Linked DNA regions of Homo sapiens: region 1 is linked to region 2. A link is an interaction called in ENCODE POLR2A ChIA-PET data of the cell type or tissue named here. Cell type or tissue: Panc1. All regions are shown on one strand. Links, peaks and the distances in the headings refer to the core of each region. The heading gives the core; the rest is flanking DNA.

What was found. Peaks named below come from ENCODE experiments on the same cell type or tissue, not always from the same donor. Only the 100,000 strongest peaks of a DNase experiment are listed, where the experiment ranks them.
Region 1: POLR2A ChIA-PET joins it to region 2 with 6 read pairs; 3 of 35 experiments call an interaction of 5 or more read pairs at or near these places.

What each region holds. Positions count from the first base shown.
Region 1 is chr9:130,009,736-130,012,652 of GRCh38, reverse strand. All of the region lies in intron 1 of FNBP1 (formin binding protein 1), which reads left to right. Among named protein-coding and RNA genes, the nearest start is that of FNBP1, 32 kb to the left of the region's middle. RefSeq lists enhancers at 1,894-1,973, 2,554-2,603. In Panc1, for the core only: no CTCF peak of the experiment used is centred there; no DNase peak of the experiment used is centred there; H3K27ac peaks cover 325 bases.
Region 2 is chr9:130,125,759-130,128,675 of GRCh38, reverse strand. GPR107 (G protein-coupled receptor 107) reads right to left here. Exons shown (of 18, transcript NM_020960.5): 16 at 1,110-1,193; 17 at 1-36. Among named protein-coding and RNA genes, the nearest start is that of GPRACR, 17 kb to the left of the region's middle. In Panc1, for the core only: no CTCF peak of the experiment used is centred there; no DNase peak of the experiment used is centred there.

The DNA.
Region 1 (2,917 bases), core at 95-2,594, 120 kb after region 2:
AAAAACAAAACAAAACAAAACAAAACAAATTTCCTACCTCAGGATCCAAAAGATATTATCCTATATTGTCTCCTAAAAGTTTTATAGCCTAGCCTTTTACATTTAGGTTCTTAATTCTTAATCCACCTGGAATAAGTTTTTGTATATTTTTAAAAGTAGAGGTTTTATCTCATTTTTCCCGATAGATATGCAATTATCCCCGTACCTCTTATTGAACAGCTTGTTCTTTCCCCACTGGTTGATGACAATGATGATGATGATGATGAAAATGATAGCATTAACACTTACTGAGGGCTTACCATGTGCCAGGCATATGCTAAGCATGAGGTAATTTACTAATCCTTTTAGTAACTCAGTGAGTAGGTCCTGCTTCTATCCTCTTTTGAGTTGAGAAACAGCAACACAGAAGTTAAATACTTGCTTCATGTGGCATACCTAGTAGTCAAAGAGCCAGCATTCAAACCAATTTATTCTAGTTCCAGAATCCAGATTCTTAGCCATTAGGCTCTGCATCTTTTCTACATGGCTACATCTATCCTAAATCAAAAGTCATTTTTGCATGGACCTGTTCCTGGCCTTTCAATTCTTTGTATTTGTCTATGTCTTTGTCCCTGGCCAATAGCACAAAGCCTCTTAATTAACTTTAGAATAAGTCAGTATCTGGTGTGGCTACTATTCCTACCTTGTTGTTCTTCAAGAGTGTTTTGGCTATTAATTGACCTTTGCATCTTGATTTAAATCTTAGAATTTTGTTCTCCAGAAAACTTGTTGGGGTTTTAATTGAACTGCATTGAATCTGTAGATAATCTAGGGGAGGATTGATATATCTATAATATATGGCCTTCCAATCCATGAACATGGTATATTTCTATATTTATTCTGTTTTTCTTTAATGTTGTCTTAGTCCATTTGTGCTGCTATAACAAAATACCTGAGAGTGGATAATTTATAAACAACAGAAATTTATTTCTCACAGTTTTGGAGGCTGGGAAGTTCAAGATCAAGGTGCCAGCAGGTTCAGTGACTGGTGAAGGCCCATTCCTCAGATGGTGCTATCTAGGTGTTGGTGTTGCCACATGGGGAAGGGATGGAAGAGCAACAGCAGCTCTCTGAAGCATCTTTCATATGGGCATTAATCCCATCCATGAGGGTGGAGCCTTCATAGCCTAATCAGTTCCCATAGGCACCAGCTCTTAGTACTGTCACCTTGGAGGTTAAGTTCCAGCATGACTTTTGGAGGATACATTCATTAAAACCTTAGCAAATGCATTTTAATAAAGTTTTATACTTTGCTCTATTATGTTCTTGCACACCTTTTATTATGTTTGTTTCTGTCTACTTGTAATTCTTCATGCTGTTATAAGTAATAATGTTATATATATTTTATATATATATATATATATATATATTTTTTTTTTTTTTTTTTTTTTTTTTTTTGAGATGGAGTCTCACTCTGTCACCCAGGCTGGAGTGCAATGGCACCATCTCAGCTCACTGCAAGCTCCGCCTCCTGGGTTCACGCTGTTCTCCCGCCTCAGCCTCCCGAGTAGCTGGGACTACAGGTGCCTGCCACCACGCCCACCTAACTGTCTCTTGCTTTTCCACCTTCCTTCCATCTCTGCTGTCTGTTTGGCTTGGCTGATTTTTACTTATTCTTCTCATTTCCTCTTAGAAATCCCTCCCTCTGAAAGGCCTTCCCTAATCCCATGTCTATCTTGAGCCCTGCAAGTCTATGTTTCTACTGCTCTTTTAGCCTAGAGTGCTCATTAGCACTCTACTGTTCCCTACTCTCATTCCAGTGCCAGTACAGAGCTTGGCTGAGAGTGAGCTCTCAATAAGAATGGTTGAATTATAGCAACATTTTGGAAGGAGACAAAAAAAAAAAAAAGACCCAAAGAAAAGTGGCTTAGACAACAAGGGCACATTTTCTATCTCACATGACAAAGAGTCCAGAGGCAGGGAAATTCCAGGTTGGTGTCTCAGTTCAGTAATAGCTGAGAAATTGTCATCAAAAAGCCAGGTGCTTTCCATCTCTGGCTCTGCCATTTCAAGCATCACAGGTAGCTATGACCACGTCAAGTAAAGAAGAGGAGGGAGCCGGGTGCAGTGGCTCATGCCTGCAATTCCAGCACTTTGGGAGGCCGAGGCAGGCAGATCACTTTAGGTTAAGAGTTGGAGACCAGCCTTTCCAACATGGTGAAACCCCATCTCTACTAAAAATACAAAAAGTATCCGGGTTTTTTTGGGAGGAAACCTTTCTCAGTACGTGTTTAGTAGATATCTGCTACATCTGGTTAGCCAGGGTAATGTCACATGCCCATGTCTGTGTTGCAAGAGAGATGGAGAAAGTGATCCTGTAATAAGACAGGTGCTCTGCCAAAGGGAAGATGGGATGGATGGGGGATAGCTGCTAGATTGTCAGCCAAGATGCTCAGACAAAAGTGTCTGTTGCAAGGGATATCTCACAGAACCAGTGGCTGGATGAACAGGCCAGTCTCACAAGGGACTTAAATTGGCCAGTGGAAAGTCCACAGGTACATTTTGAACATATGGGGGTAATAATGTCTTGTGTTTGCTTTCCTCTTCATCTCTGCAGATTAGCGTTTTTTCCACTAATTTGGCATGCACATGGACAAAAATTGCCTCTTAGCGATTTTTTTTTTTTTTTTTTTTTGAGACTGGGTCTTGCTCTGTCACCCAGGCTGGAGTACAGTGGCACAATCTCGGCTCATTGCAACCTCCTCCTCTTAAATTCAATGGATTCTCTTGCCTCAGCCTCCTGAGTAGCTGGGATTACAGGTGCAGGTGCGTGCCGCCATGCCAGGCTAATTTTTGTTTTTTGTTTTTGTTATGAGACGGAGTCTTGCTCTGTTACCAGGCTGGAGTGCAGTGGCACGATCTCGGCTGACTGCAGCCT
Region 2 (2,917 bases), core at 216-2,715:
AACAAAGAAGACCAGTGTGGCCGTTTCATCCAGGAGCTGCAAGTTTAAAAACCACCCCAAAATAAAGAGATTAGCAACACTGTTCTTCAGAAAGCAGTGGAATTCAACAAACTGACATATTTCCCCACAACCCACCACTCGATGGTTCTTTACTCAGATGCCACTTCCTGCTACAGGGCATTTTCCTTAGACTTGCCGAGGCCTAAACGAGGAGTGTCCTGCCCAGGGCTGACATTTCCGAGGCTGTGCTCTGCTGTGCTTTCACCAGTCTTCATGGGTAGCTTTTAAGAGCTCACCACATACCCACTTCCTCCCACAGTGCCTACAGCACCCAGTGAGTTATTCAAGAAAAAAGTCATTTGGTGGCTTCCTCTAGTAGTTAAGCTAGTTCTAGTTTGTCGCAAAGATACTTATTATCGAAATAATAAAATGGGCAAAGAAGAAGGGCAGCCTGAATTCTAACTACTCAGCCCTGTAACTAAAGGAAAGGACCACATCTCATCTAAGTTCTAATGATTCAGGGCAAATCTTTCTCTACCTGAAGCTTTTCTCTTGACTTTTAAGACTGAAAACTAAAATCAAGAATGCAATTATTTTCAGATTCCTCATAGAATCCAGCAGCATTTCTGGACAAACAGATCATCTCAATTATAGGCCAGAAGAGATGGAAGGAGGCCAAGTGTGGTGGCTCACACCTGTAATCCCAGAACACTGGGAGGCCAAGGTGGGCGGATCACTTGAGATCAGGTGTTTGAGACCAGCCTGGCCAACACTGCAAAGCCCCATCTCTACTAAAAAAACAAAAATTAACTGGGCATGGTGGTGCATCCCTATAATCCCAGCTACTCAGGAGGCTGAGGCAGGAGAATCGCTTGAACCCGGGAGGTGGAGGTTGCAGTGAGCTGAGATTGCGCCACTGCACTCCAGCCTGGGTGACAGAGTGAGACCCTGTCTCAAAAACTAAAAAAAAAATTTTTAGTTAAAAAAAAGAAGAGATGGAAGGTCTTAGTGGTCATTCCCAGATAAATTAGTAACAACTGTTAAGTTACACTTCAAGACTTTATCCTCAGGCATAAATTCTCTGGCATTCTGCCCTGTGAGCAGCGTACCTGGTAGAGCCACTTCCACTGGAATGGAACAGCGAGTTTGAGGAGAAATGCAATGATCCTAGTGAAGTATATGTAACACACAATCTGCATGAGGAGGAAAGAAACAGGAAATCAGATCAACATTAAAATTAGGACACCACTTTAACAATTTGCTTTCACAAATGAACTAGGAAACAGAAAACAGAATCACTCAAAGAAAAGTATGTGACACTTACAGTGTGAATTAATACGTGCAGCGGAGAGACATGGCTACTCTGCTAGTTACACTTGAATTTCTTCTCTCTCTCCAGGTGACCAAGATATTGCTAACAGCCACACCCACCGGGAGCACAAGACACTTTAGTCAGGTTGTTCTTAACCCTTCCTCACCCTATCCACAGACATAAGCCCTTGATTTCAATCTCCAAAGATTTTATTTCTTATGCTCAGGCTTTGAGGAATATTTACCAGTAGTAATAGCAAAATAAAGCCACACAGGGAAATTACTGACTTCTGTCCTCTTCTCTGGCAGATGCTGCAAGCATTCGAGGTCCACACTCACAGAAGTACAAATACTACCAAGTTCTCTAGCAAGACAGGATGCCTTCATTTCTCCTTGCAGTGACAAAGACTCAATGTGCTGGCCACTAGAGCATGGCCTGTGCAAGGGGACTAAGCTCAGCTGGCCTGCTGGTCAAGGACCACTCATTATCACTGCATGCAACAAGAGAGGTTCTGTGATGACCTGTGCCTATTTGGTGGATGACATAAAATCCATGGGAAAGAAAAAATAAAACAAAGAAAGAAAAAAAAAATCAACCCCAAGTGGAGTGTCTGCTCTTGCATCTCTCTCTACCACTGAAGTCTGATGTTTGCTTGAGCAAAGGAACTGTCTGAAGTGACAATGCCAAACGAACAGATGAAAGACTTGGAAACAGGGCCGGGCGCGATGGCTCACGCCTATAATCCCAGCACTTTGGGAGGCCGAGGTGGGTGGATCACCTGAGGTCAGGAGTTCGAGACCAGCCTGACCAACACGGAGAAAACCCGTCTCTACTAAAAATACAAAATTAGCCAGGCGTGGCATGGTGGCGCATGACTGTAATCCCAGCTACTCGGGAGGCTGAGGCAAGAGAATCGCTTGAACCCAAGAGGCGGAGGTTGCAGTGAGCCGAGATCACGCCATTGCACTCCAGCCTGGGAGACAAGAGCGAAACTCCGTCTCAAAAAAAAAAAAAAAAAAAAGACTTGGAAACGTTCTTTCAAGACTCAGGAAGCAAACTAACTCTGGGAGGCCTATACCTTATATATTCCAAGAAATTATGATCCTAATAATTTCTAGCAAGCTCTGTCTTTTGGTGCTAGCTGATAGAACTTTTCATGTCCATCAGAGTCCTGTTTTAGGTTTTAAAAAAACTGTCTTAACTTTTCTGTTCTTAAGGAAAATTTATTACCACAACATGTAACTAGTTTTCTGCAGGGAAATTTGAAAGAAGAGAGAGGTAGATACTCCAATTTTTTTTTTTTTTTTGAGACAGAGTCTCGCTCTGTCGCCCAGGCTGGAGTGCAGTGGCACTCTATCTCGGCTTACTGCAACCTCAGCCTCCTGGGTTCAAGCGATTCTCCTGCCTCAGCCTGCCAAGTAGCTGGGACTACAAGCACACGCCACCATGCCCAGCTAATTTTTTTATTTTTTATTTTTAGTAGAGATGGGGTTTCACCATGTTGGACAGGATGGTCTCGATCTCCTGACCTCGTGATCTGCCCGCCTCGGTCTCCCAAAGTGCTGGGATTATAGGCATGAGCCACCGCACCCAGCTGATACTCCA